2 separate regions of the Homo sapiens genome follow, and region 2 is linked to region 1. Evidence: chromatin loops called from intact Hi-C (ENCODE). Cell type or tissue: heart left ventricle. All regions are shown on one strand. Links, peaks and the distances in the headings refer to the core of each region. The heading gives the core; the rest is flanking DNA. Region 1 has its middle 35 kb from the start of FAM89A. Region 2 overlaps FAM89A (family with sequence similarity 89 member A).

Region 1 (15,890 bases), core at 5,012-13,011:
CCTCAGGTGATCCGCCCACCTCCGCCACCCAAAGTGTTCAGATTACAGGCGTGAGCCACTGCGCCTGGCCCAAGACTATTAGTTTTTATTGTGTCAACCCTTTAATAAAGATCTCTTTAATATTCCAAGTGGTGAAATGCAAAGTATCCATGAAGTATTGCTGCTGTATGCCGAACTTGCAGAAAGCACATGTGACGGAGCTGAACCAGCTTCAAGGATCATCAGTTTTGCTTAAAAGAACAACTGAAAGACAGACTAGAGTTGTTCATATGGACATTTTCATGAAAATGAATAAAATGAGCCTGTCGATGTTGCAATTGATAAAATTCAAGTTTTCAAGTGGAAATTAGAATTTTGGAAAACTTTTATCTGCTAAAAGTTTTCCAGTGAGATTGGTAGTAAAATTAATGAATGTGGTTTTTTGATATTGTGTGAAATGTTGTTATTTGGAAATTCTGCACAATTCAGTGAAGAAATATTTTCCAGATTGCTAGTGGGTAAAAGAGCCATTCAAAATGCAGTCTGAGGCCAGGTGTGGTGGCTCACACCTGTAATGCCAACACTTTGGGAAGCTGAGGCTGGAGGATTGCTTGAGGTTAGGAGTTCAAGATCAGCCTGTGCAACATGGCAAGAACTCATCTCTGCTAAAATTTTTAAAAATTAGCTGGGCATGGTGGTGCGCACCTGTAGTCCGAGCTACTCAGGAGGCTGAGGCAGGAGGATCACTCCAGCCCAATAGGTCAAGGCTGCAGTAAGACATGATTGCACCACTGTACTACAGCATGGGCAACAGAGTGAGACCTTGTCTTAAAAAACTAACAAACAACAAACAAACAACAACAACAACAAAAACAAAAACAAAGTGCAGGATGACCGATAGATTTTAATGTAAAAATATATAAAAGGTCCAGGCGTGGTGGCTCATGCCTGTAATCCCAGCACTTTGGGAGACTGAGGCGGGCGGATCACGAGGTCAGAAGTTCGAGACCAGTCTGGCCAACATAGTGAAACGCTGTCTCTACTACAAATATAAAAAATTAGCCAAGTGTGGTGGTGTGCACCTGTAATCCCAGCTACTTGGGAGGCTGAGGCAGGAGAATCACTTGAACTTGGGAGACAGAGGTTGCAGTGAGCTGAGATCACGCCATTGTACTCCAGCCCAGGTGACAGTGCGAGACTCTGTCTCAAACAAACAAGCAAACAAACAAGTATATAAAAGTTTCATTGATAAAATCTCAGATTCCACATTGCAACTAGCCTTTAAAAACTACCTCTTGTTGAGTTTTGATGTAGAATCAAAGAAGAAAATCCTCAGTATCTGAAAGGCTATTGAACTCCATTTTCTAACTACATGTCTGTGCAAAGTAAGATTTTCTTTATATACTTCCACCAAAACAACTTATCAAAACACATTAAATGCAGAAGCAGATATGACAGAGAAGTCAGCTGTTTTCCACTAAGCCAGACATTAAAGAGATGGGCAAGAACATAATGCAGTATAGTTCTTGTCATATTTCATTTTGTTTATTTGTTTATTTGTGGCCAGGCACAGTGGCTCATGCCTGTAATCTCGGCACTTTGTGAGGCCGAGGCGGGTGGATCATCTGAGGTCAGGAGTTTGAGACCAGCCTGGCCAATGTGGTGAAACCCCATCTCTACTAAAAATACAAAAATTAGCCAGGCATGATGGCAGGCACCTGTAGTCCTAGCTCTCAGGAGGCTGAGACAGGAGAATCACTTGATCCCGGGAGGTGGAGGTTGCAGTGAGCTGAGATCATGCCACTGCACCCCAGCCTGGGAGACAGAGTAAGACTCCGTCTCCAAAAACCAAAAATTTATTTGTATAAACATGTAATAGGTTTATTATCTTGAATGAATTAACAAATATTTTTAAAAATAATCTGTCAAAGGAATAGCATCAACATCAACAAAAAGAACATCCACACCAAAACCCCATCTGTAGGTCACCAACATCAAAGACCAAAGGTAGATAAAACCACAAAGATGGGGAGAAACAGAGTAGAAAGGCTGCAAATTCCAAAAACCAGAACGCCTCTTCTCCTCCGAGGGATTGCAGGTCCTCGCCAGCAAGGGAACCAAACTGGACAGAGAATGAGTTTGACAAGTTGACAGAAGTAGGCTTCAGAAGGTCAGTAATAACAAGCTTCTTCGAGCTAAAGAAGCATCTTGTAACCCATCGCAAGGAAGCTAAAAACCTTGAAAAAAGGTTAGACAAATGGCTAACTAGAATAAACAGTGTAGAGAAGAGCTTAAAAGACCTGATGGAGCTGAAAACCACAGTACGAGGACTTTGTGAAGCATACACAAGCTTCAATAGTCAATTCGATCAGATGGAAGAAAGGATATCAGTGTCTGAAGATCAAATTAATGAAATAAAGCGAGAAGACAAGATTAGAGAAAAAAGAGTGAAAAGAAATGAACGAAGCCTCCAAGAAATATGGGACTATGTGAAAAGACAAAATCTACGTTTGACTGGTGTACCTGAAAGTGACGGGGAGAATGGAACCAAGTTAGAAAACACTCTTCAGGATATTATCCAGGAGAACTTCCCCAACCTAGCAAGGCGGGCCAACATTCAAATTCAGGAAATACAGAGAACATCACAAAGATACTCCTCGAGAAGAGCAACCCCAAGACACATAATTGTCAGATTCACCAAGGTTGAAATCAAGGAAAAAATGTTAAGGGCAGCCAGAGAGAAACGTCGGGTTACCCACAAAGGGAAGCCCATCAGACTAACAGCCAATCTCTCTGCAGAAACCCTACAAGCCAGAAGAGAGTGGGGGCCAATATTCAACATACCTAAAGAAAAGAATTTTCAACCCAGAATTTCATATCCAGCCAAACTAAGCTTCATAAGTGAAGGAGAAATAAAATCCTTTACAGACAAGCAAGTGCTGAGAGATTTTGTCACCACCAGGCCTGCTTTACAAGAGTTCCTGAAGGAAGCACTGAACATGGATAGGAACAACTGGTACCAGTCACTGCAAAAACATGCCAAATGGTAAAGACCATCGACACTATGAAGAAACTGCGTCAATTAACTGGCAAAATAACCAGCTAGCATCATAATGGCAGGATCAAATTCACACATAACTATATTAACCTTAAATGTAAATGGGCTAAATGCCCCAATTAAAAGATACAGACTGGCAAATTGGAGTCAAGACCCATCGGTGTGCTGTATTCAGGAGACCCATCTCACATGCAAAGACACACATACGCTCAAAGTAAAGGGATGGAGGAAGATCTACCAGGCAAATGGAAAGCAAAAAAAAAAAAGCAGGGGTTGCAATCCTCGTCTCTGATAAAACAGACTTTAAACCAACAAAGATCAAAAGAGACAAAGAAGGCCATTACATAATGGTAAAGGGATCAATTCAACAGGAAGAGCTAACTATCCTAAATATATATGCACCCAATACAGGAGCACCCAGATTCATAAAGCAAGTCCTTAGAGACCTACAAAGAGACTTAGACTCCCACACAATAATAATGGGAGTCTTTAACACCCCACTGTCAATATTAGACAGATCAATGAGACAGAAAGTTAACAAGGTTATCCATGACTTGAACTCAGCTCTGCACCAAGCAGACCTAATAGACATCTACAGAACTCTCCACCCCAAATCAACAGAATATACATTCTTCTCAGCACCACATCACACTTATTCCAAAATTGACCACATAGTTGGAAGTAAAACACTCCTCAGCAAATATAAAAGAACAGAAATCACAACAAACTGTCTCTCAGACCACAGTGCAGTCAAATTAGAACTCAGGATTAAGAATCTCACTCAAAACCACACAACTACATGGAAACTGAACAACCTGCTCCTGAATGACTACTGGGTAAATAACGAAATGAAGGCAGAAATAAAGATACTCTTTGAAACCAATGAGAACAAAGACACACTGTACCAGAATCTCTGGGACACATTTAAAGCAGTGTGTAGAGGGAAATTTATAGCACTAAATGCCCACAAGAGAAAGCAGGAGAGATCTAAAATCGACACCTTAACAACACAATTAAAAGAACTAGAGTGGCAAATCTAATCACACCACTGCCCTGGTTAGAACCCTCAGTGACTTCCCAGTTAATTCTATAACCCGGTTACAGTGTGGAGACTGAAATGAAATTGGAGTAAGAGTAAATGTGAATAAATCAGGTCTCAGAGAGTCGGAGTGATCCAGGCCCTGTTGGCTAGAGGCTGGGACTAAGGTAGTGACGGTAGGTGGAGACAAAGGAAGATTTAATCGAACCAGCAGGGTTTGGGGACAGACACAGGGAGTGAGAATGCTGAAATATTTTTTTAAAAAGAAAAATAAAGATAACTCCTTGGTTCCAGGGCTGCACACCTCCACTGATAATGCTGCTATTTACTGAGTTAAGAACAATAGAGGAGGATTGGGTTTGGGACCTGAGGTGCCTTTATACACCCAGGTAGCGATATCTAGTAGCCAGTGGGGTTAATGAATCTGGAGCTCAGAAGACATGTGTGAGTGGAAGACAGAGGCTACGGAGCATTCTATGTGACAGTAACTGAAGCTGTGGGCATGGTGAGAAAGACCAGTGAGCGAGAACAGAGTAGAAGGAGGCTCAGGACCAAGACTTAAGGAACTCCAAAATTTCATGCTGAATATAGAACACTGAGGCAAGAAGGTGAAGGTGTAATCACAGAAATAGGAGAAAATCCTTAGAGTAGGATGTCTGTTTCCACTCCAGGAGAAGGACATATTTAAAGAAGGAGGAGGAGGTCGGGCCAGGTGCAGTGGCTCACGCCTATAATCCCGGCACTTTGGAGGACGGAGGAGGGTGGATCACCTGAGGTCAGGAGTTTGAGACCAGCCTGACCAACATGCAGAAGCCCCATCTCTACTAAAAACAGAAAATCAGCTGTGCGTGGTGGTGCGTGCCTGTAGTCCCAGCTACTTGGGAGGCTGAGGCAGGAGAATTGCTTGAACCCGGGAGGCAGAGGTTGCGGTGAGCCAATATCGCACCATTGCACTCCAGCCTGGGCCACAAGAGCGAAACTCCATCTCAAAAAAAAAAAAAAAAAAAAAAAAAAAGAAGGAGGAGGTCATTGCTGAAGGTCAACCAAGATAAGCACTAAATATCCCTTTTGGGGGTGGCGTAATGGAGTTCATTGGCAGCCTTAGGACACCCCATGTTATAATGTGATGGGCTAGAGGCCAGGTTGGAATGAGGGAGGACCCTGTGAGAAGTGAGATATAGGAACATCGTGTGTACGCAGAGCTTCTAAGACATGTGACTGGAAAGAGAAGAGAAAATAGAGAATAGGGCAGTAGCTGGAAGGGAAAGTGAAGTGGAAGAAAGATGTAGTTTTTAGATGGGAAAAGTTTGAGGACGTTTCAGGACAATGGAAGGGATCCAAAAGAAAGGAGAAACATAAGACACATGAGAGATAAGATTAAAGTTATATTGTAAGTTTTTCCAGAGAGTGGGGAAAGAGGGACCCAGGGACCCCAGCTACAGAATGTCCTTCTAGGATAAAAGAAGCTTGCAGGGACTCACCTATCGTGTTTCTTGGAATCTGTCAAAATGTAGATTGGGTAAAAATGGTATTAGTTCAGGACTGACACTAAATTCATAGAGTTTGACTTTATATTCAGTCCCACTTCAGGGAGTCAAACATAGAAAATGGTAAAATTAATCATAGTACACGTATAACTAAATGTAACAGCCATTGAAAAAGATGTTCTAAAGAATATAATGTTAAGTCCAGATAAAAACCAAATATACAGTATAATCCTTACTTTATATTAAAAATATAAGTTTTTATAAATACTGTATGTGTACATTGTGTGCATATATATGTGTGTGTATCACGCATGCTCACAAATTCATGGTTCTAGTACTCCACTAGCTTCTACAGCCTCCTGATGCGGCCCGTTGTCAATCAAAGTCAATGCTCTTCATTCCTCCTTATCCTCCTGCCTTGCTGGGATGCACACAAAAGAATTCGTTCACACTAAGGTGGGGAGAATTAATGCAAATGACAATGGCATTTATCGATTCCAGTTAATCCTCCTACAGCCATATACTGTTCATTTCTACATATACAAGTGATGAAATCCTAAATTGAATCCAATAGGGAAGACTCAGGGTCCCTACACCTTCGGTTTCCTTGGTGGTGTCTCCCTCAGCCAAGATCCACTCCTCTCCTGCCCATCTCATGGCTCAGCCTCCATGGGGGCCTGGATCTCAGCCACAGAGATTCCGACCTGGTGGGGGATCTTCTCAGGGTGAGGCCTAGACATCAGGGGTTTAAGGCTTCTAAGGGGGCTCTGGAGTGCAGCCAAGATTGAGAGCACTGCTTTGGTCTTCCAGGTAAGTTGCAGTCACATAAACACACAGATGTGACTTCTCCAGGAGTTTATGATACGGTGCCAATGACAATGGTGCACCGTCCCCCTGCAATTCCCACATTCCTCCCGACCTTGACTTGCCACTACTCTGAAGCCCTAAACTCCACCATTGTCCTCTGTGTTCATTTGCTAGGGCTGCCATAACAAAGTTTCACATGCTAGGTAGCTTCAACAACAGAAATTTATACTCACAGTTCCAGAGGCTGGAAGTCCAAGAACAAGGCGTCAGCAGGGGTGGTTTCTCCTGAGGCCTCTCTGCTTGGCTTGCAGATGGCTGCCTTCTCCCCGTATCCTCATGGTCTTCCCTCCATGTGTTTCTGTGTCATCTCCTCTTCTTGTAAGGACAGCAGTCATATTAGATTAGGACCCACCCTGATGACCTCCTTTTTCCTTAATTACCTCTTCAAAGACCCTATCTCCAAATACAGTGGCATGCTGAGGTACTAGAGGTTAGGACTTCAACATGTGGATTTAGGAGGGTCACAGTTCAGCCCATAGCACTACACTACACCACGTGGTGCTATGTGTTCACATCTTGTCTCCCTCACTAAGCTAGACTGTGGAGTCCTCAAGGGCAGAAGCACATTAGCTCTTCTTCATATCTCCATTATCCAGCAGGGTAGTGCAGCCTCACACTATCCGAGTGGATAATTGGGAAGCACTGTGGAAGTGCCTGCCTGCTGGAGAAGGAGGCATGGTTTGCATGGGGGGTTTCTGTTGGTCTCTGGAGACCTCGCTAATGAGAGAAGGAACTGGCTTTAGTAGCTCCTGTGGCATTGCTTTACCCTTGAGTTTGCTGAAGTTTTAGAGGGATGTTAGAAAAGCAAACATTCAGAGAGAGTCTGAGTTTTAAAAATCCTGTTTATTTACAGTGATTCGCATAAAATAGTCTTTTAAAAGGGACAGCTGTTTCCTCTTCTTCAAAATGTTTATTGGGGACATAATGAATCACAGAAATGGACTCTGATCGTATCATCCCGAAAGGATGATGTATAACATCTGATGAGAAGAAGGCTTTTTGTCATTGATTAGGGGGCAGGATAAAGTCCCAAGGCATTTCCTTCCACTCAAATTGCACTTCTACCCTTTGGAGAATTGTAAACCATTCTGAGGTCCCAGGATAGCAAGAGGCCCTGCAATGGGATACAGGTTTCTCAGGTTATATCCCAGTTTTGACTCTTGTTTGGCTTTTCATTTCAGATCATTGAATGCCAAAGCTGGAAACCCAGATTCCTCATTGCTAAGGAATCAGGGGGTCCCAGGGTGGGTGAGTGTTTGCAAACAGGGCGATCATCTGGGATCCCGATTCTCAGTCTGAGATTCTTTTTACTGTCTTCTAGTTCCCCCACCACACAGTCCTCAGTCATTGCATTAAAACCTTTCTGGAACAGCTTGGAAGTTGTGTAAGTAAAAATTCAGGCATCTAATAGACAGACATGGTAGTTAAGATATTCCTAGCCTGTTGAGGATTAGTCCTCTGGGTAAGGCCAACCTGAGTTACATGAGTGAGGGAAGTGTCCTTCGGACGACGGAAAACTGGCAACGCTGAGTTACGTTATTTAAAGAGAAAGTACAAGCATCTGTGGCCTTGCCTTCATCTGATAACATCTTTGTCCTGAAATCATTTTTAGGAGCAGCTACAGTTAATCTACCTATCACGGAACATAAGACACACCTAAATGTCTGGCTCATTTCCAGGTTCAGAAAAGCTTTAAGGAAGCTTAAGGAAGATCTCTCCTGGCTTCGCCTGGAAAAAATACAATTAAACCTCCTTAGCCTTACTCTCTCTCGAGTGGGTTTACAGGCAGATGAACTTGAACGACCCTGAGGAGCACTTTTCTGATGTCTCAGCCCTGAAGGCGTCAAATCCTAACCTGGGTTGAGAGAATCGCGTGTGGAACAGCATTGAGATTCCATGCTGTGTTCTTCAAAGGTTCTGCGGGCACTGCCTGTGTACTGACACTGTGTACAGACACTGTGCTCCGACACTGTGCTGGGTGTGCTGGTGAATGGCAGGTGCAGGTGCTGTTTTCCCAGACCTCAGAGACCAGGGCACAGGTGAGTATGGCCCCCTCCACAACCCAAACAGTCTGTGTAGGCCTGGGCTGCCTCTTGGTCATATTTACCCAGCACAGCTCAAAATAACCCAGTGCCAAAGCATTTGCTTGTGAGAGATGATAGTCCCCTATTGAAAAATCACTCAGGGCCCTGTCTTAGTCCATTCAGGCTGCTATAACAGAATAGCATTGACTGGGTGGCTTATAAACAACAAGAATTTATTTCTCACTGTTCTGGAGGCTGAGAATTCCAAGATCGAGATGCCAGCAGACTCAGTGTCTGGTGGGGGCCTGTTCCTGATGGATGGTCCCCTCTTGCTATGTCCTCACGTGGTAGAAGTTGAGAGAGAGCTCTCCAAGTTCTCTTAATAAAGGCACTGGCCAGGCGCGGTGGCTCACACCTGTAATCCCAGCACTTTGGGAGGCCGAGGTGGGCAGATCACGAGGTCAGGAGTTCGAGACCAGCCTGGCCAATATGGTGAAACCCCATCTCTACTAAAAATACAAAAAATTAGCCAGGTGTGGTGGCGGGTGCCTGTAATTCCAGCTACTCTGGAGGCTGAGACAGGAGAATCACTTGAACCTGGGAGGCGGAAGATGCAGTGAGCTGAGATCGCACCATTGCATTCCAGCCTGGACAACAAGAGTGAAACTCCATCTCAAAAAAGTAAATAAATAAAAATAAATAAAGACGCTGATCCCATTCCTGAAGGCTCCACCCTTATGATCTAGGCACCTCCCAAATGCCCCACCTCCTAATATCATCACCTTGGGGGTTAGCATTTCAGCATATGAATTTGGAGGGATGTAAACATTTGGACTATAGCTGGTCTAGACTGTGATTTTTCTGGCCCACAGTTCAGAATGAATGATCTCTGACCTATCTGCCAAAGAGCAAGGCTGCTCAACACGCTCTCCAACTTCCTACAAAGCTTTAGTCATCACTATTGTTAACTGAAAAATGCACAAATCTGTATGTTTGGAAAGGAGACTTTATTTCTTATAAAGCGTTACAGCCTGCAAGGTGGCCATCCTGCAAAGACCAGAGATAGGCACTTTGAAGGAGGAGGGCTTGGACAGGAATGTAAGCTGAATAGGGTTGGCCAAACATACCTATTCAACATGTTATAAGAGGAGCTATGAATATTCATGAAGGTGGTCCTGAGGCATGTGTATTGAACAAACATGCATGTTACATGGAACCCATGTTCACCTTAGGGTGGAGTCTTAACATTGAAATGTGTTACAATGAGGCCCTATATGTCAAAAGGTCTTTTCAGGACAGGAAGGCACTGAAGTGTGCAGCCTCTAAAAACTGGCCAGGACCAGTGTGTGGTCAGGGGTCTTCTTATCTGGAGAAAATCGTTGAAATCAGTCTCTTGTCCAATGAAAGCTGTAGTTATGGCTGGTGGAACAGGGGTTCCGTTCCACCAGTCCGCTCATCACAGCATCTATGAGCTGGATTAGCTACCAATTGTTTATTTCGAGACCAGTGCTTGTTTGGCTGCTATAGAAAAAGAAAAGCCTTGTGGCAGTTAGAACACAGTTGATTCATTAAGTGTAGGGATTCATTAAGTGTAGGGATGCAGGCCCTTGCCTGGCCTGGCCTTCTGTCCTGTTGATAATTTGTTATCTTATTATCACAGAGAGTCAGTTTTGTCATGTCTACTTTAACATGAATGCTGGTCAGTTGCTGTGTCTAAACCCTAAAAGGGAGGAGGTATAATGAGGCGTGTCTGACCTCTTGTCTCATCATGGCTGGAAACTCAGTTTTTAAGGTTTTTTTCTGGGGTCTCCTTGGCCCAGAGGGAATCCATTCAGTCAGTGGAGGACTTAGGATTTTATTTTTTGTTTACGCTACCATTGGGGTTTCTAAACAAACCTGAATGGACCATCAAGAGTGCCCGGGGGAGTCTACGAATTGGGGGCACCTAGAATGGATTCGCAGGACAATTCCTCCCATTCCCAGAAGGATCCAGAAACACCATCCTCCCATTTCCTGCCCAATGATTGGACTTCTGTACAGAAATTCAACGACTCTTGTAAAGCTTGATTTATGAGTCCAGGGAAAGGAGGTTAGAATGCAACAAAGAGAGTACTGGTAATGCTGGGTCTTCATCATTTCATTAAAGTGATTATAATTTTATTAAAATTATTATTTCATTAAAATGAGACAGATTCTGCTGGGAGCCTTACAAGCTTGGCTCCCCAGTCTCTTGCTTGTCTCTAGGACAGGATGTGACCTGGAAGCAGTCCATCCCATCGCAGGCTTACAGTGCACACACTTAATACACACTCTTGTTGCCCTCTGGCATTCTTGTGACAGCTGGCTCAGTCTCAACAGCGTTTGGGTCCTTCTTGCCCTCTGTGGGGTGTTGGTATACCTTCAGGGCAGCCAGAGGCACACTTTTGCCTTTTGTACTGATTAAAACACCTTTCCAGAAATGGTAACAGTGAGAAAATTATAGCAGTGGAAGAGATCTGACGTAACTAACTCCATCTTGCCTTTAACCTCCAAACTGCCATTGGTCATTGTTGGGCATGGGCTGAACTAACTTGGGAGAAATTTAGTTTAGAGTATAAATGATAACCCTCCTTAAAACTAAACTGCCTTTATAAAGTAAATAAAAGGTCATAAGTTTAAGAGGATGAGGGGGGCCTGAATTCTGCTAAGATGCCGGCATATACAGTTACCAGCCATTATTCCAGAGGTCACAAGATTTGCAATTTCCCCAATTACTCCTGTAATTAATATCACTATTGTAGAATCTAAGATTGACCTTTTAAGATGTCTCTTCAGACTTTTGCATTTCTGACGACCAGATGACTCCACTCGGACTAGCAGCTCCTCTGTGGCCCTCCACCCAGAAGCAGACTCAGCGCATGAGGACCGTTTTCCACACCCCTGTGATTGCATCCCCAACCGATCAGCCGCACCCATTTCCTGCCCACCAAACTATCCTTGAAAAACCCTAGCCTCTGAAGTTTCCAAGTGGCTGATTTGAGTCATAATAAAACTCTGGTCTCCCATTTAGCCAGCTCTATGTGAATTAAACTCTTTCTCTGTTGCAATTCCCCCATCTTGATAAATCAGCTCTATTATCTGGGCAATGGATAGGATGAACCCACTGGGTAGTTACAGTGACACTTTTTTTTTTTTTTTAAGATGGAGTTTCACTCTCGTCGCCCAGATTGGAGTGCAATGGGCACGGTCTCGGCTTACTGCAACCTCCACCTCCTGGGTTCAAGTGATTCTCCTGTCTCAGCCTCCTGAGTAGCTGGGATTACAGGCACCCGACACCAGGCCTGGCTAATTTTTGTATTTTTAGTAGAGATGGGGTTTCACCATGTTGGTCAGGCTGGTCTCGAACTCCTGACCTCAGGTGATTCACCCACCTTTGCCTCCCAAAGTGGTGGGATTACAGGCTTGAGCCACTGCGCTCGGCCTACAGTGACACTTTCTGCAGTAAGCAGCGACTTAACATATTTTCCTTCTCCACTGTCTGTTTCATCTCCCCTCACCATCTTCTCTGTGCTGCCAACCTGTTCCCATTTTCCTGTCCTGCATTAGCAAGGATTCACAAGTGTTGACACATGGCATGGGGTGGAATTAGGATGCCGTCTGTGTAGACAGAGTAGGAATGGCAGAAGTCACCAGTTCTTTGCATCCAGCACCAGTGGTTCCCTGAGGTAAGGCCGAGAAGAGCTGAGAGAGAACTGAGTTGCCTGTCTGATGGATCCCATGCTCCTAACCCACTGGGAAAGCAGCACATTTGGCAGCTGTCTTGGCACATCTGGAGGGGGATGGAGGAGTGAACAGGTGGCTGATTTGTGACTGCTTTTTTCTACTCATGGTAATTTCCAGGATGTTTGTAATGGGCATTTGTTGGTTTTGACACCCAGCTTCTCGCCCCTGCGAGGCATGTGCACATTTGCTGTTTCCTGGCAGCCCCTCTGGTATGTGCTGTCTCAGTAAGAATCTAGAGGCAGGTGCCCTTCTCCCGCCACGGAGGCTGACAGCCCAGCAGGCTGCCTGGTGGGCCCTCCTCTCCCCTCCACAGCATAGACTCCTGAGAGGGGTGATGTGCTGATGGAGACAGTCTGAGTTCTTCACGTCCAGCAGCAGAGAGAGACGAGCAAGCCCTCCTGCCAAGACCTTCGAGGATGCTTGATTCCACACCTGCTTCCTCAGCCTCTCCTGTGATCTCATCAGATCTGCTGTTGTATTTTAAGAGATATATTTGGTCTTTGTTCACAGTTCCTGGCACAGAACGCCAAAAACTCTTGGAATTTCCTGAGTGATAAGAATGCCTTTTGTTATTCATAAGGAGCTCCCCTTTTTAATTGATAATAATTGTACATATTTATGGGGTACAGGAGATATTTTCATACATGTATAGAATGTGTAATGATCAAAGCGGGGTAATTAGCATATCCATCCCCTCAAATGTTTATCATTTATTTGTGTTGGGAACATTCCCAATGTTCTCTTCCAGCTACCTGAAGTATTTAATAAATTATTGTTAGCTATAGTCATGCTACAGTATGCTATTGAACACTAGAAGTATTCCTTCTATCAAACTGTGATTTTGTATCCATTAACCACCAACGTCTCTTCATCCCCCTTCCACCTACCCTTCCCAGCCTCTGGTAACCATCATTCTACTCTCCACCTACATTGGATCAACTTTTTCAGGTCCCACATATGAGTGAGAACTTGCAATATTTGTCTTTCTGTGTCTAGCTCATTTCACTTAACATAATGACATCCAGTTTCTTCCATGTTGCTGCAGATGACAGAGTTTCATTCTTTTTTTTTTTTTTGAGAGAGAGTCTCGCTCTGTCACCCAGGCTGGAGTGCAGTGGCATGACCTTGGCTCACTGCAAGCTCTACCTTCTAGGTTCATGCCATTCTCCTGCCTCAGTCTCCCGAGTAGCTGGGACTACAGGTGCCCACCACCACACCTGGCTAATTTTTTGTATTTTGTTTAGTAGAGATGGGGTTTCACTGCGTTAGCCAGGATTGTCTTGATCTCCTGATCTCGTGATCTGCCCGCCTCGGCCTCCCAAAGTGCTGGGATTACAGGCATGAGCCACCGCACCTGGCTGACAGACTTTCATTCTTTTTTATTGCTAAATAATATTCCATTGTGTATATACACCGCATTTTCATTACCCATTCATCCACCGATGGACACTGCGGTTGCTTTCATATCCTGGCTGTTGTGAGTAGCTCTGCAATAAACATGGTTTGCAGATATCTTTTAGACACACTGAGTTCCTTTCTTTTGGGTATGTACCCAAGGGGGCTGCTAGATCACATGGTGAATCTATTTTTCGTTTTTCTGAGGAACCTCTCCTCACTGTTTTCCTCAGTGGCTGTGCTGGTTTACAACAAAGAGTACCTTTGATCATGCCGGAGTTTATGCGAATGCGGTGACTAGGGTGGGGCCCCTAGATACCCTCAGAGTGGGCTGGTTTACCAAAAAATCAAGTGATTAGAGGGTCAGCACTTTTGGCCCCACTCACTGGCCCCAGGAAGCGGAGGAGCTGGAGATTAAGCACCATTTTAAACTCTTGAATAAGATTTGATGAGCTGCTGTGCTGATTAACATATCAAGGTGTCGGGAGGGAGCAAGGTGCAGCTGGAGAGGCCATGGAAGCTCTGCGTGCACCCTCCACACCTTGCCTGATGCATCTCTTCCATCTGGCTGTTCCTGAGTTGTATGCTTTTTTTTTTTTTTTTTGAGACAAGGTCTTGCTTTGTCACCGAGGCTAGAGTGCAATGGGCCTGATCTCAGCTCGCTGCAACCTCCGCCTCCCAGGTTCAAGCGATTCTCCTGCCTCAGCCTCCTGAATAGCTGGGATTACAGGCACGTGCCACCATGCCTGGCTAATTTTTTTTTGTATTTTTAGTGGAGACGAGGTTTCACCTTGTTGGCCAGGCTGGTCACGAACTCCTGACCTCAGGTGATCCACCCACCTCGGTCTCCCAAAGTGCAGGGATTAAAGGTGTGAGCCACTGTGCCCGGCTGTATGCTTTTTTTAAACAAACAAACAAACAAACAAACAAACAAACAAAAAACAAAAAAACAGTAGTACTAAGAGTTTCTGAGTTACACGAGGTATTCTAACAAATCATTGAACTCAAGGAGAGTGTCATGGAAACCCCTGATTTATAGCTGGTAGGTCAGAAGCTCAGGAGGCCTGGGATTTGCAGCTGGCTTTGTCTGAGGTGGGGAGGTGTCTTGCGGCACTGAGCCCCTAAGCCGTGAGGTCTGTGCTAACTCTGGGTAGTTTGTGTGAAAATGAAATTGAATTGTAGAACACCCAACTAGTGTCCAGAAAAATCAGAAAATTGGTTGTTGGTTTTGGAAAACACCCCAGCCCTACACACTTCCAATAAATCCTCTTTGCTTATTTGCCTGAGTTGGTTTCTATAGCTTTCAGCCAAAGAACCTTAACTAATAAGCTTTTATTGAAATAAAATCCTACCCAGAAACCCAATAAATGCAGAAAGTAGAAGAAATTGTGTCTGCTCTGTTGAAGCAGACGGAGGGCGTCAGTGCAGAGCTCTGCTATGCCACATCCTCACTTCCTCTGCCTGGGTGCCCTGGAGGGGCTCCTGAGAGCATCGGGGGCTTCTGTGAACACAGTGTAAAAAGGACTGCAGGCCAGGCGCAGTGGCTCACAGTTGTAATCACAGCACTTTGGGAGGCCAAGGTGGGCGGATCATGAGGTCAGGAGATTGAGACCATCCTGGCTAACACGGTGAAACCCCGTCTCTACTAAAAATACAAAAAAAAAAAAAAAAAAAAAAAATAGCCGAGCATGGTGGCACACGCCTGTAATCCCAGCTACTTGGGAGGCTGAGGCAGGAGAATCGCATGAACCCAGGCAGTGGAGGTTGCAGTGAGCTGAGATTGCGCCACTGCACTCCAGCCTAGGTGACAGAGTGAGACTCCATCTCAAAACAAACAAACAAGCAACAACAACAACACAAAAAATGACTGCAGTAGGAAACGACACCTCCATCATGGGGATTTGGGGCTCCCAACTAATCAGTGTGCTACCTCCTGTCTAGACCCTAATCCACAGAGAGCACACAGAAGGATACAAATGAGGGCTATAACATCAGGGTTTGCAAAGCAGAGGTCTTTCTGGGGCCTTCAAATTTTGTCCTGCCCCTACCAGCCCACCCCAGTGATGAAAGACCGCAACAGTCAGCTTGCAAGCCCTGAACCTCCTCTGGTTTAGTTCAACAGTAAGTCAGATGAAAGTGTCAACTAAAAATAAAATTCTAAGCCTTGGCCCCGAGCAGTGGCTCACACCTGTAATCCTAGCACTTTGGGAGGTGGAGATGTGCGGATCACCTGAGCTCAGGAGTTTGAGACCAGCCTGGACAACATGGAAAAACCCTGT
Region 2 (15,890 bases), core at 5,017-13,016, 46 kb after region 1:
ATGCCTTAAAGAAATTTTTTTTTTTAAAGCAAGCATAGAAAGAGGGGCAACTTCTAATAGGGACAGGGAGCAGGGTGGTGTGGAAGACCTCAGAAGGCGACAGAATTTCGACAAGGGAAAGAGGCACCAGGAAGGTAGCTGCGGAGCTGGAACTGGGAGTGCGCCAGTTTGAAATGTGAGCAAGAAGGGCCTGGGCAGGTGGACCGAGTGGACTCTGAGAAGCCTGAGTAGCAAGGATGGGCATTCAGCAGGAGAATGGTATTATCCCAGTTGGACTTTGAAGAAATGAATTCTACAGCAGGGTGCAGAAGGGAGAGCTGGACTTTGGAGGCTCAACAGGAAGATGAGAGGTGTTCATGGGAGAGGTGATGGAGTCCCCAGCAGGGTAGGGGGCTTGCTAATGTGAAACAAGACTCATGTGGGAGACACTTTTCTGAAGCCGAAGCTGGAGGAATTACTGAGTCAAGGAAGATGATGAAAAGGGGATCAAAGATAACTTAAGCTTTTTCATGGAAAATGTAGCCAAGCAAAAAATTAAAAATTACAGTGCCAGCACCTAGAAATAATCACTTTTAGTATTTTGGGATATCTTCTGTTAGGTGCAATGTAAGTGCTTTCTATATAGTATCTTATTTAATGGTATAAATTCTCCATGAGATAGATACTCAAAGTCTGTTTTATATTAAAGAATTGGATGCTGAGAGTTGAACTCCCATAAGGTCACAGACCCTACCAGGTCTCTTTGGCTCCAAAGCCCTATTTAACCATTGCAGTCTGCTGTCTGTGCACATGCATGCACTCTCACACACACACACATACATATATACAACACATTGATCACATATATTTTGGTTTGCTTTTTGGGCTGCACATTGCAATTATTTTCCCAGTCAAGATATATTATAATGACTTCAGTGAGTGTGTAGTATACCACTGTATGGCAGTTAGCAAGGTTTTGAAGCTTAATAATCAATCACTGGTAAAGTGGGGTTCATTATGGCACTTGGGGAGTCAGGAGGAGTAGCTGCTTTAGGGAGGAAGGTAATTTGTCATCGCATCAGCTGAAGAGCATGTTAAACATTTCAGAATGTGGAGCTGGAAGCTGGAAGAGAGGTTTTGGTCTGGAGATAGCCAGTAGAAGAGATGGTTGGAGCTGAGGGAGTAATACCATCTCAATGGGAGGAGAGGCCATTCGGATGCCGAGGGTGGAGGCTGGGAGAGCTGGAGCCCAGGGCTGAGAAGGGTCTGTCTCATGACTGCTGATGCCCTCCTCTGCTTGGAGAGTTGTGGTTTCAGCTCCACGTTTCAACACTTCCTGTTCTAGTAACCCCTGTGAAATTCTGCACTACTCGTAAGTCCTCGTCCCCTCCCCAGAAGGGCCCACTTGGAAAGCTTCAAGGGTCACACAGATAGTTATTGCTCTACAGACCAAAAAAGTCCTTTTGAAAAAGTTGATGATGATGATTTTTACATCAGAGAATATCTTTAGATCACGTTTAAGAGATGATTACTGGGTGTATGTTAGATAGCAAGTACTGTGGATGGTTTAAGGGTGAATAGGAAATATCTAGATGTTAAGGGGCTTATCACACCTGGTAGATGTGGGCATCTTTACAGAAAAAGAATTGCTTTAGTTTAGACTAGTTTTCATTTTTCATGACCAAAGACTCTATATTAGTAATAGAAACTTAGTTTGAACTAGCTTTTTCAAAAGGACAATCTTATAGACTGGATGTATACAGAGACAGGCTAGAACTAGGGCTTATGGGGAATCCAGGAAGTCCACTGAGGTATTCTCTTCCCCTCCTCCTCTGTTTTGTTTTTTCCCTCCATTTTGGAACCTGGCCTCTAACAGTGGCCACCCTCAATTTTGGCCTTGCTGCTTAGTTGCAGTTTGCAAATACTGTGGAAGGATGCCAATTGGCCTAGCTTAGGTGGCCTGGCCAGCCTGGGCCAGCCAACAGTGACAAGGACAAGATTGTATTTTAATAAGATGGTGTGAGCATGTGGATGGAGTCGGACACTGGGGATTCTCTAAAGAAAGGACAGTTTGCAAAAATGGAGCAAGGGGTAAAGTAGTAGACATCTACTGCAGACCCCGTTCTATATAAAAATACTTTGCCCTCAAGGGTCCCACAATTTGAAAGATTTTTTATCTGCTAAGCTGATGGCTAGCTTGGCTAACTAGATCTTGGTTGGCCTTTAAAATATTTGCATGTGGTTGAAGGATGTCCCTGACTGGGTGTCAGCTGGGACCCCTGGCACACACCAGTCCTTGCATAGATTTTTACATAGACTGCCCTTCCCAGCACCCGTGCGAGGTTAGATCATCAACCTTACAGGTAACCAGAAGTCACACTAGAGTGTAGAGACACAAAGACCTTCAGCCCTGGGGGCAGGAGATCTTTGAGGAGCAGCATCCCTGGGGATTCTTGGGTTCAGCTGCTCCCACAGTCAGCAGCAAGGTCTAGTAGCTTTGATTTGGAATCTCTTCGCCTCATTTTTTTCTTTAAACTATCAGTTATTTTGGTCTCCCACCTGTGCAGAGTGGGAAGTCATCCACACAGAACTTTTGAATTCCCAAATTGCAATGTTGTGTAAAGAATTGAACCTAAGGAAAAAAAAAGTTGAATTTGTGAAACTAGTAACAATTAGCCTTCCTACATTTTAGTTGAAACAACTAAATGCCTAATGAGCTTGTCCAGTGAACTGGATTCCAGCTCATTAGCTGGAATAGCTGACACCCCAGTGGAGTACAGTCCTTATCCTTTATGTGAAACCAGTGTCTTACAGAGGAAGTTTTAGTCTTTAAGAGGCTGTGATTGAGTCAGGCTATGAAGTGCCATTTAGAATAAGGGGATTCGCTCCTAGTGCAGCATTCTTGATTGGCGTTGGTCAGAGGAGACTGGGGATGTCTAGCGGCCTTTAATACTGTCTGTTTTCACTAGTCTTTCCACTAGCATAGTCTAGCACAGCGATCCCCAAAGGATGGACCGCCAGCTCCAGAATCTCCTAGGCTGCTTGCCCAAATGCAGATTTTAGGGCCACATTCTGTGCTTCTGGAATCAGTAGCTGGGAGAAGGAATCTGCCTTTTTTTTTTTTTTTTTTTTTTTGAGACAGAGTTTCTATCTTGTTGCCCAGGCTGCAGTGCAGTGGCGCGATCTCGGCTCACTACAACCTCCACCTCCCGGGTTCAAGTGATTCTCCTGCCTCAGCCTCCTGAGTAGCTGGGATTACAGGCATGCGCCACCATGCCCGGCTCTTTTTGTATTTTTAGTAGAGATGGGGTTTCTCCATCTTGGTCAGGCTGGTCTCGAACTTCTGACCTCAGATGATCCGCCCGCTTCAGCCTCCCAGAGTGCTGGGATTACAGGCGTGAGCCACTGTGCTCAGCAGGAATCTGCATTTTTAACAAGCCGTTTAAGACTGGAGAAGCACATGAATCAAGGATCAAAAGCTCGAATTTGGTGTTAATAAACTATGTGATACAGTTCTGACAAGCCACTTCACTCTTTTGGGCTAAAATCTCTTATTGGGAAAATGAGAATTAAATGCCATAAAGGGTCCTTTTGGCCATGGCAGTATTCTTTACCCCTCATGCCTCTATGGTTCTTTCTGATGCCTACAGAAGAAGTTGGCTCTGTCATAACTTTTGGGCACACGTGCGGGGCCTGTCACCAAGCATATTGCTTGGGGTCCCCAAGGACACTTCACAGCTATACCTAGTTGCTGTGAATTCCTTGAATGCAAAGAATGGGAAGCAGAAAAGGAAGAAAGGTACAAGTTTGCTATTCTTGAGCTCAGTTCATCAAAAATTAGGCTGTCTACACCAGTTATTAAGATTTTCAGGCCACTGCTACCCTGTACTTGTCCCATCCCCATCCCAATGTCCACCCTATAAAAGCAAAAACTGAAAAAAGAATATATATTAGTTTGTGTGTATGAAAGCATGCCCATGTCTTTGGTGTGGGGTGGGGGACAGTAAGGGCAGTGTGTGGGTCATTGCCTGGCTTCATTCACTTGATGCTATCTCCAAGTGAGGTTAGAGTTCTTCTCCCGAGATTTGAAGATATAAAGGATTAAAAGTAAAAATACCACTTTAAACTTTGCTCTATTACTGTACCTACCTGCAAAGTACTATAAATTGATATTTTTCCTAACTCATAAATATCTTACAACCCTTCTCCTTTTTTTCCCTTTTGTTTAAAGGTAAGCATCTGTTCAATGTAAATGTAAAGGTGCCCCAATAATTGGCAGTGTGGGCACCTCTTCATTTGCAGATAGCCTCAAGTGAGCAATAGCCCTGGCATTTCTGTACCTTGCAGACAGCGGTGCCTCCCCTGCTCTGGGTCCTGGTCTCACCGACATGGCTGTAGCCCCCTGAGGCCAGGTGGGCAAGGATGTTTAGGGAGGGTTCAAGAAGGGAACCATGCCTGGCTTGCAGTTCACTCCCACCAAGCTGCAGATGGAAGTTTCGCAGTTTCGCTCTGGGAATGCCTGCAGGAACTCCATGGAGACTTTAGACCCCACTTTGAAAAACCAAGCTTTTCATAATGCTGTGGAGGAAACCAGACAGACCACAGACTCCATGCTCAGGAAGCGATCCCCCGAGGCTGGCTGCTCAGATATTTGCCCCCGTTGCCAGTGTCATTCTCCATATGGAGCCCTGGCCTCCTGGCCGCCTTGGCCTTTGCCCACGTGTTCCTAATGTTTGGAAGTGATGATTAGACAGGAGTCATAAAGGCTGCTCACTACTTCCTGTGGCTCGTTCCCCACAGACACTTAACACAGATGGTCACCCTCTCCCAGGAACTCTGGAGACAGAAAAACCTTTAGCCTACTTTAGAAGTCTACAGAAATTCATTAAGACATGTGGCCTTTCCCGTTTTTGTGGGCACTCTCTGTTCACTTCCTTGATTGGCCCCGACAGCCATGAGCTGGCCTAGTTTTGCAGGTGTGCGCTTTCTGAGTCTCAAGGATTCGGGAGGGAGGCACCATCTTTGACCAGTGGAGGGATCTGGGGAGAAGGGAGGGCCTCTGTCCTCTGCCCAGAGCTCCCTAGTCAGCGGGTAATTGTTGGGGAACCCCAGGCCTGTCCCAGCCAGGAGAGCCTAGGCTGAGGAAGAAGGTGACTGAGATGCAGGTGAAAGCGAGTGTATTCTTAGGTGGGTGATTTGGTTAACCTAAATGGATTAATAAAGTTTCTCAGCTTTAATTTCTAATAAGGTAAATATTGACAGGTATAGCTCACATAAACAAAAGCTCTTTGGGACTCTCAATTGCAATTAAAATTGGATATAAAATATCCAAATTAAATGCTGCTAAAAGAGAAGTGGCAAGGTGTTTAACATTCCTTATAACCACGGATGTATACATTAAGACAATAAGGTATCATGTTGTACCTCCAAGACTGACAAAGGTAGAAAAGCATGATCCTGTCACAGTGAGGGTTTGGAGAAGTAAACCTTCTCATGCATTGCTGGGGGTGGGGGGTGGGGGCTGGCGGGGGCGGGGTGGGGTGGGGCGGTGTAAAGTGCTGCAGGGTTTTTTGAGCGCAGTTTGGTAATACCTCTGAAATTGAATATGTGCCTGTCTTTTGACCTTGTAATTGCATTTTTTAAAAACTCTGAAATGGCTTTCTATTAAATAGCAAAGCAGAATTGCAATATAATTTTAAAATATGTTTAAGTTAGGTCACAAAAGGGATGTAAAATGTTTGCAGTATGACTGTTAAATCTTCATACAGCTAAAGCCAATTATTGACTCTTTCTTATACCAATACAGACATAAAATTATTTTGTGATGAAAAGTAGTCCAAATTGAATCACTTTATTGGTAAACGTCTTTCTTCCCATTACATTTTCCCATTGCTTTGGACTTGAGGCCCGGGGTTGGGGAGGATTGGAAAGGCGCCTTGGGCATTCTTCTCTCCTTGTCCTCCTTGTCCCCCACAATTTCATATTCACAAGTGTACCTTACAGAAGCATCCACACAAGTGGATAATGGCACTTATACATGGATGTGTATTGCAGGATTTTTTATAATAGTGATAGAATACTGTACAATTGTTGAAAAGAATATGGTAACTATATATGTATATAGAAAGATGTTCACAGTGTAAAGTTACAAAACAGTACTTACCTAACTTTGTGTATGTGGTAACAGTAGAGAAAAAACAATATGAGTGTGCATAGTGCTTTGAGGAATATATGCTAAACTACTACAAGTGGATATCTGAAGAACCACAGTTTCAAAGTGTGGTCTGGGGACCTCTAGGGGCCCCTGAGATTCTTTCAGAGGGTCCATAATTATATGATGGTGATATTGACAAATGTGACTTTTTGGTTATTATATAAGAAAATGTACCAACATTTGGAAGATCCTGCATAATTTATTGAATCAATTTTCCACTTTTTTCATATGACTGTGCTTGATATTAAAAGATCCATTCAAAGTGCAAGACTGATGGGTTTTAATGTAATAGAGTGTGAACATTTCATTGGTATAGTTCCAAATTCCACACTAAACAGCAGTCAACTAAAGGGCGGTAGCAAAGAGGAATATCCACAATTGTCTGAAAAGGCTATTGAAATACTCCTTCATTTCCCAGTTATACAGCTGTATGAGGCCAGATTTTCTTCATTTACTTCAACCAAAACAGCACGTCACAAAGGACCAAATGCAGAACCAGATAAGCCAGATATTTAAAAAGATTTATGAAAATGTTATTTGTGTTAGCATGTAATAGGTTTATTATTATTATTATTATTATTATTGAGACAGAGTCTCACTCTGTTGCCCAGGCTGGAGTGCAATGGCAAGATCTTGGCTCACTGTGGTCTCTGCCTCCCAGGGTCAGGTGATCCTCCCACCTCAGCCACCCAAGTAGCTGGGGCCACAGGCAAATGCCACCACACCCAGCTGATTTTTATATTTTTTGTGGAGATAGAGTTTTGCCATGTTGTCCAGGCTGGTCTCGAACTCTCAGGCTCAAGTGCTCCACCTGTCTTGTCCTCCCACAGTGCTGGAATTACAGGTGTAAGTCACCTCACCTGGTTGGTGACTTTTAAATTTTCTCAGTTTTAATTTCTAGTAATGTAAATATTGATAGGTATAACCCACATAAACCAAAGCTCTTTGGGACCTTCAATAATTTTTTAGAGTGTTTGGAGACCAAAACATTTGAAGTCTGCTATTTTATAACAGGGAATTAAGGAGAACTGGTTTGTATGATTACGAACCATTTGAATTTATAATACAATTAGAGTGTTTATTTTTATAATCAGAAAAAAAATAAAAGAATGTACAAAGACATTTCTTAAAGAAAATGGTCAATTGCTTTTCTTCATCTATATCCAGGACAGAACAAGAGGAAATGGGCTTAGTTTGTATGAATGTTAGTTTAGGTTAGAGATAAACAAGAATGTCCTTCTGAGAATTGTTAAATTGCAGAACAGTCTCTGTGTCAGTGTGGATGCCCTCACTTGTAAGTTAGCAGAAAATCCAATTCAAACAGCTTTACCTGGTAGAGGAGTTTCCTGGAAAGTATAGAGGTGGGATGTGCTTTGGGTTTAATGGGGGTTAATCTGGGGGCACAGTCATGCAACCCGGTTTATCTTCTGTCTCTGAATCCTGATGGCGCTTTAGAGTCTAGTCCTCAGCTTGGCAGGTCTAAAATATTAACAGGAGATGAAGCTGACCAGATGACACGAATATGTTTCCGCCCATGGGAGGAGAAGGCTACATAGGAGACCAGGTCATCAGAAGCCGTTTAGTGAGCACAGAGCTGGAACCCACCAGGGAGCTGAGAGTCCTTCAAGGGTGTTTCTGTCAAGCTTGGGTAGCTGGGCTCATAGCCCGTCTCCAACTGCATCAACACTGATGAAGTCTCTCTTCGGCTTTTTCTAAACACTATGCAGGGCAGCATCCTTCAGTCAACATATCTTTTATCAGAAATCAGGTTATAATCGATTGGATCTCTGCTTTCTTCAATTACAGTCCAGGCCTGTGGATATAAACTAGACACTGTGATTAGATTTGGGGCATTTACCAAGTCTTTAAAATAAATTTGTGAGCCATCTGTATATACTTACTCATTCATTGTGTTTTTAAAAGATAACTGTGAAAGTTTTCTCATTGTTAATACATTTTCACAATAGAAAACTTAGAAAATTCAGAAAAGCCAGGAATAAAAATGGCCTGTGATCCAAGCAGGTTGCTATACCACTGCTGAGACTGGGGCCTCTCTCTTCATCTTCCCTGTACAGGCAGTGCAGGGTGATTGTCAAAGCACCCATTTCAGAGTCCTGCAGATCTGGTCACCTCCCCACTCTGCCACTGACTAGATGGCCTTAGGCAAGGGCCTTTGTCATTCTTTTTTTTTTTCTTTTTTTTGAGACAGGGTCTTGCTCTGTTGCCCAGATTGGAGTGCAGTGGTGCGATCACAGCGCACTGCAGCCTCAACCTCCTGGGCTCAAGTGAACCTCCCACCTCAGCCTCCCAAGTAGCTGGGACCACAGGCACGTACCACCACACCCAGCCAATTTTTAAAATATTTTTGTAGAAATGAGGGTCTCGTCATCTTGCCCAGGCTGGCCTGGAACTCCTGGGCTCAAGCAGATCCTCCTGCCTCAGCCTCCCAAAGTGCTGGGATTACAGGCGTGAGCCTGTAATCTGCAAATGGCAGTTTTTTAATTTCTAAAAAAATCTTAACATTTTTCATGATGTTTTGGTTTAAATCAACACAAATTTCCTTTTAAAGGTTCCTCTCATCTTTTAAGCCTTGTTTCCTAGTGGTCATATTTCTATTGTCCTTGCTTTAAGTTAGGAAGAACTCTCTCCCCCATGCAGCCTCCAGAGATACTCAGAGACTTTCAGTGACTTAACACCCAGCTGGGAGCCACCGCCCTGTCTGGAGTGTATTTGTATGTGGAGCCTACTGTTTTGAAAATCCCAAGTGAAAGGAAGCAGTTTCAAGGGTGGTTTGGGCTTGTTTGGCCCCATTGTTGGGAATGCTGTGGCTCTCGGGGCCACCTGTGTGTGTTGCGGGAGGGGTGGAGGGGAGCTCTGGGCATGGGAGAAGAGGAGTGAATGATCAGGAAGGAAGCAGGAAGCCTGAGCAGAGAGCGGAAGGACCTGCGCTCGCAGTTTACGGCCATGGAAGCTGCTGATTGTTCTTGAATTTAAAGTGGAGAATAAGGGACCACAAATTGCAGGGTTTGAGCATTCCATGTTTTTCTTAAATGAGCCTGTCTGCATTTTCAAAACGTGTGCTTTCAAAAGAGAGCTGTATTTTCTGAATCCAGCTGTGAATGTGGAGACCAGCCGTCCTCCAAGGGCATGCGAGAACACACCGTTGAGATCCAGGCTGCTTCTGCTCGGAGAGTGGCTTGCTCGGCGGCTCCCCAGCCACTCTTTTTCTGGAAGGGTGAGAAGTTCTTGTTCATGGTGACTTAACCATGTCTTGCAATCAAGTCCTTTTGGATGGTTGCTCTCTCCCCTTCCTGCATCCAAGACCCACATACCTTCAGTGTAGAGAGACTGACCACCAGATCTGCCCTCTAAAGAGCGCTCCTGGAGGAAACTTGGTTGGGTGTCTTTGGCCCTTGATGTGATGGGAGGCACGCGGGGACTCAGTGGTCTGATGCTTCCCACAGGGACACCTTGTGTACAGGGCACTCGGCGGCTGCCCGTTCAGTCTGCACCTCTGTGACTGCCCGAGGGATGCAGCCAGAGGGTCTGTGGGTGCCAGCACCACCCCACTGCCAGGCCACTTCTGCGGCTACGTGTTCTCTGGGAGGGTGAGATCTCTGCAGCCAGGCGTTTTCACTGATTCACCAAATATCTGCCTGTCTGCTCTGAGTTTCTGGGCTGGGTGCTGAGAGATCCAAAAGGGAAATGGTGTTTGCCTTCATGGAGCTTGTCCTGTGTCAGGAGAGAGAAGACCTGTGTGCACACCGATAATATAGAGAGTAGTAAATGTCCTAAGACAGGTGGAGACGCCGAGGGCAAAGGATGAACACTGGCTGAACCAATCACAGTCTGAAGAGTGGAGGGAATCAGGTACAGGGCGGGTGGTCGAGGAGCATTCACAGATGCAGTGGGGATGAGGGTGTCATGGGGGACAGTCGGGGCTGTGCAGGTTGGGAGTCAAGGGCGTAAGCCTGAAGAACAGTCAGACCAGATGGTGGAGTGCTGCCTACGGATCTTCCACCTCCCTCTAGAAAATGTTAAGTGTCGCTGTTTAAACAGCCACAGCTGAGGAAGAGGGGCCCGGGCTAGGAAGTCTGGTTTACTGTGCAGTGACTTACCTTATGTCCTCCGAGCTGATTTAGAGGATTTCTGGTAAATCAGGAAGTTTAGTCTGGTGCCTGAAGACAGTGGCATTGAGAGGCTGGGAGGTGTGTAGGCGTGTGTGTGCGTGTGCATATGTATGTGTGTGCGTCTAATCCTTGTTAAATCCGTCTGAACTTTTGCCATGTGTCGGGTTGTGTAATAGGTGTGTGCGGGGCTGCGCTGTATTCCTAGGCGGTCAGGATTCCTTTCTAGGCCAGTGTTCCACCTGACGACAAGGCAGCTTTGTGAGTCATCTGGGTGCTACAGTGCAGAAGTGTCCAGGGAGAGATCCTCTTTGCTTTCGACTCCCTGCCGGGTGCATCACCTCGGTGGGCCTGGGAATACCTTGGAAATGGCACTGTCAGGAGAAAAGCCTGGAGCCACGTGTCTGGCTGGAATGGGGTCATGGGGAGTCAGAGCCTTTGAAACCTAGAAGCGTTCAGGCTCCTGTGTTTACCTGGGCCGACCTCAAACCATCCCAGGAAGGAGAAAAGCAGACCTGCTCTGATACCAGGGTGCCCACTGCTACTTAGGTGTTTTTCCATTATTCATTCCTGGGGTAAGAAATCGAGTCTTGGGTTTACCCACCCTACTGGTGTCAGAGGGACTCAGCAGGAGAGTAGATCTAGGATTCCAGATGATCTTCTTCCATGGTTTTTGAGCACATACTATGTGACCCCGAGAGAGTGTGGCTTTCTCGATTAAAGTTATTATTTCTTTTATGAAATCCTAGCAAAGATAGGGACGTCAGAGCTGGCCGAGTCAGACTCCTGGGGGCATGTTGATGGCATCCAGATGCAATTCTGCAGAGGAATCCTGGAAAACAGGAGTAAGTCTAGAGGAAAGGCCACGGGTGTTAGTGGACGAGAGGTCATAATGAAAATAGGGGAAGGGCCTGAGATATTTAGCTTGGAGAGAAGAACACAGGTTTGGTTTTTGTTTTAGGGCATGGGGTGGTGGAAAGTAAATGACCTTCAGATTAAAGGGTAGTAGTTAGGAGAGAGTTAAATTAGATCTGTTTGGATGCTCAGCTGTCACACCCAGCATCAAGGGCTCTGTGGGGCCTCCAGGCTGGGAGGCTTTGACTTTGTATAAAATAATCGTATTGGTTTGGAGAGGAGTGCAGTGGTTTGGAAGGTCCTCCTTTTGGGGTTTGAGGTAAGATATCCCAAGTCTTTTCCTATTTGAGAGTTTCCCTTCCTCATGAGGCAGTGTCACTGGCACGTTGTCACCCTGCCTGACTATGCTGGCTGTCTTCTGAGCGAAGGTGACCATCTGGTTCCTTCTCATGTACCACCTCAGTGCTGGATTGGGAGAGGAGCGGGAGGAACACAGTGGGATGGGGCGCTTCTGTTTTCAGAGCCTGGCTGTACCTGCTGCTCCTTCCTGAGGTGAGTCTGCCCACTAGCAGAGTGGAAAAGAAACCATGGAAATACTAACAATGAGAATAGAGGCTATTGATTTTTTTTTTTTTTTTTTAGGAGCTGAGCAATTTATCCACAGTTTCTCAGCTGGTGAGTGGCGGAGCCAAGATCTGAACCCAGGCAGGGAGGTAGGCAGGTTCCAGAGCCTGCACTTTTAATTCTGTGCTCTTCTGCTTGGCTGGCCTGAAATTCCAGGCTTACAGGATAATAAATATAAGTGGCCCAGGAAAATCAGAAAGATATTTGTGTCAAGATCACTGGTTCTTTGCTGGAACTGAGCATCAGCATCATCTGGGTACTTTTTGTATTATTTATTTATTTTTTCAATAGAAAATTCCTAAACTGACTGACTTTTCTTTCCCTCCTTCTCTCCCTTCCTTCCTTTCTTCCTTCTTTCTTTCCCTGTCTCTCCTTTTTTTAATAGAAAATTCCCAAACTATGGATAATTTTTAAAACACAAATGCCAGATATGCTGTTTCCCTCCCTCTTGACAGACACACATCCTTTCGAACTCTAATCAAGAAAAAGAGCAAGCAGTGGTGTCTGCCTTAGGGTGTGGTGGCCTGGGCATCTCTTAAGTTGCCCATTGCTTGCCTATTCAAGGTATGCTTTTGAGATGCCATTGAATAAAGTTTGCTCCTGAGTACAGTACTGGAAACTGTCTGTCTTTCGCTTGCAGTTCATTTAGGACAGAGAAGCAACAGTTTATATAGGGTCACAAAGTGTTTGAGCTAACCATAGATGAGCGAGCCCAAATCCCCCATTTTATAGGCTGGCAGAGGGTCGGGACCTCAACCAAGCCACAGAGGACGGCAAAGCTGGGCCTGGAGACCACGCTCCCGACCTGCAGCTGAGGTCTCTTCCTAAGAAAGTTTAGAAATTCTGGTGTCAAGGGTAGTTGTGGTGGCCGGGCACGGTGGCTCACGCCTGTAATCCCAGCACTCTGGGAGGCCGAGGCGGGTGGATCACAAGGTCAGAAGATCAAGACCATCCTGGCTAACACGGTGAAACCCCGTCTCTACTAAAAATACAAAAAATTAGCCGGACGTAGTGGCGAGCGCCTGTAGTCCCAGCTACTCGGGAGGCTGAGGCAGGAGAATGGGGTGAACCCAGGAGGCAGAGCTTGCAGTGAGCCGAGATTACACCACTACACTCCAGCCTGGGCAACAGAGCAAGACTCTGTCTCAAAAAAAAAAAAAAAAAAAAAAAAAAGAGTAGTTGTGGTAGCAACAGAACCCACCTCTCTATCTGGAAGTCTTCTTGAGTGTCTTAGCAAAAGATGCTCTGTAGGCTGGGCACAGTGGCTCACACCTGTAATACCAGCACTTTGGGAGGCCAAGGCAAATCACTTGAGCCCAGGAGTTTGAGACCAGCCTGGGCAAGATGGCAAGGCCCCATCTCTACAAAGAATTTCTTTAAAAAATTAGCCAGGCATGGTGGTATGCACCTGTAGTCCCAGCAGCATGGGAGGTTGAGGCAGGAGGATCCCTTGAGCCCAGGAGCTTGAGGTGGCAGTGAGCTATGATCATACCACCACACTCCTGCCTGGGTGACAAAGCAAGACTCCATCTCTAAATGTGTGTGTGTGTGTGTGTGTGTGTGTGTGCATGCAATGTAATAAAACATAGTTCTGATTTTTATGGTCTATTCAGGCCATAGTAGAGAGACAGCCAGTGTTCACTTGGCAATTTAGAAAAGTTGGAGGGTATGAAGAGTAAACCTGGAATTTAACACCCAATCTATTTACAAGATGATCACTTTTTACCAGGCCTCAGCTTCCTTTTGTGAAAGCCATACTATCTTATGTGGAAAATCTTATTGCTAGGTAAACGAGTCATTTCGGTAATTATAAAATCTGTAAATCCTCTGACACTTTCTGTGTGCTTTTCTACATGCGCGTACCCATGCATCTTTTTTTTTTTTTGGTTCAAATTAATGGTTTTATTTCCATCTTTAACACTAGCAGAGGAGTCCAAAGCAGACTGATATCCATGGATGTAGTTTAAATGTAACAAAGAAAGAGTTGAACTATGTACATTGAAAAAAGGAAAGACATTTTTTCATACCAACCTTTCCCTAGTTTGCAGTTTCTGAATAGTAGAAACAAAACACATTTTTAAATCTTTTTATCAATTTAATTTAGGACGAAGTACACAACTTTTATAATTAACCACTGAAGTTGTCTTCAAGGATAAAACTTAAAGAAATTTTAAAATGGGTGTTACCATATTTTATTAGTGGACTGACTCCAAGGTTGCCTTGCTCCAAGTCTGGGCATTGTGACATTCCCGTGATGCCCAGAAGAAAGTTAATGGCAATGATGTCCAGTCAGGGGGCAGACACGCTACACATCACAATGATGGGAGCTGAGGATTCTGCCCTCTTCAACTCCAAGTAGAAAATTATTATTTTCATTCAAACTAACTGGAAGTGAGCCAAACAGTTAAAAAGTCAGAATGAAGAATAAAACAATTTTCTTTTCACATAGAGGAGGGACACTCCTTCAGCCCCGTCTAAAGTGAATTCTGTGCTGAGTCCCTTCTCCTTCAGAAGGGTAAACTGAAGGTCAGTTATTGCTAACAAAGCCAGAAGTGGCCCCTTTCCCACCCTGAAGATGTTTCACACGAAAAGGCTGTTTGTTTTGCTTGAAGCCCTCTGAGGAAGGAGGGCAGCGGAAGAGGAGGCATGCCGGCACTGTAAGGCCTCTCTCGTTAGCCACCGCCAGGCCCTGTGCTGTCAGGGGCAGCTTGGGCCACTTTGCTGCCCCTGAGCGAACCTGAGGCTCCCACCTACCTGTGGAGTGAAGGAGAGGTTGTCCTCTGGGCCCCTGTTTCACCAGTCATAACCTATGGAGCAGTCAAAGGCCCAAAGCATCCAAGCCCAGTGGGCTTCTGAAATAAACGGCACGGGGTTGGGAAGGATGAGAAAGCCAAGTCAGGTGGGCCAGGTTCTCCGAACATGGGGCAACAGTGACCTGGGCAAAAGGCTGGAACTGAGCGGCTGATAAGGCCACAATTACTGCCACCACCTCTCAGTATCTACACGGGGGGCAGATGTTAGGCAGTGGGAACTGAGGACTGGAGGGCGTGTGGCAAACACCGGATGGATTTTATCAGAAAAGAGAGGACACCCAAACATGTGCCTGTCCTATTTATCTTGCATGTCCTGTGCCAGGTGAAGGACGCTGGAGCATGGGTAAGGTTCCTGAGAACAACTGGTGGGCAGAAATGGGCTGGGATGGGCACTGCTCCACAGGCAACATTAAGCCTCTGAGGGGGACACTAATAGTGCTACATCTGGTGGGCTGCTGAAAAGTAGGTAACGAATGGCCTTTATTGCACTTTTTCATTCTTAGGAAACGGGATTGCCCTGCAGAGCTTCTCTTGATTTGCAGAAATCACTGCAGATCAATGATAAGGTGCAGGCAGAATCACGGGTGACCTCTGACTCTCAAGGGAAGAAGTCCAGTGATTGGTCTTTTCAGGGCCTCAAGGGGCCACTCTTGCACCTGGGATCCTCGAGCTGGGTGAACCGGGTCTGGCTTGGTCAATGTGTGGCAGGCAGATTGGTCGACCGGCAGACACTTGGGACAAAAGGTGGTGTGCCCGGGAAAGCTGGGGCAAACTTTCCAAACGGAAAATTTCTTGGCAAATGTGCAGGTTCTGCAACCAGACTGGAACCACGATTCCCAGTGTGCCTGACTCCCTTTCTCTCACTCTAGAACTGGACCACCCCAGAGGAACAGAGATGGCCTGGGAGGGCCCTGGGTCCAGCGCCATAGCATCAAACTGGAGATAACAAAAGGAAGGGGTTGGAAACAAAAGAGCAGTTTACATATCAGACGTGGGTTTCAAAACAGTCTTTTTGAGCTCAGGAAAATGGAGGCAGATACCACTGGAGAACCTGATTGTCCATCCGTCTCTCCTGGGCGTCTCTGAATACTTCATATATGAATGGAGTGGTACTGTTTGTGGTTGATCTTTTTCCTACAAGTTGGGCAAGTATTAGCGTTCTTCAGGGAATCACGGAGGCACTGGCTACAGAAGACATGGCCACATTCTGTGGAAACGATGAGACGTCTATTCTGCACGATCTCTGAATATCTGTCCATGCAGATAGGACAACCGACA

Evidence for each region. A loop is a pair of places that touch in the nucleus more often than their neighbours do. Peaks named below come from ENCODE experiments on the same cell type or tissue, not always from the same donor. Only the 100,000 strongest peaks of a DNase experiment are listed, where the experiment ranks them.
Region 2: a loop joins it to region 1, with 2.2 times the contacts of the local background. A loop is called at or near these places in 4 of 110 quality-filtered maps.

The regions. Positions count from the first base shown.
Region 1 is chr1:231,067,737-231,083,626 of GRCh38, reverse strand. No RefSeq gene overlaps it. Among named protein-coding and RNA genes, the nearest start is that of FAM89A, 35 kb to the right of the region's middle. In heart left ventricle, for the core only: no CTCF peak of the experiment used is centred there; no DNase peak of the experiment used is centred there.
Region 2 is chr1:231,021,997-231,037,886 of GRCh38, reverse strand. All of the region lies in intron 1 of FAM89A (family with sequence similarity 89 member A), which reads left to right. It also overlaps the pseudogene LOC644006. Among named protein-coding and RNA genes, the nearest start is that of MIR1182, 10 kb to the right of the region's middle. In heart left ventricle, for the core only: no CTCF peak of the experiment used is centred there; a DNase peak (open chromatin) is centred at 9,694; H3K27ac peaks cover 1,119 bases.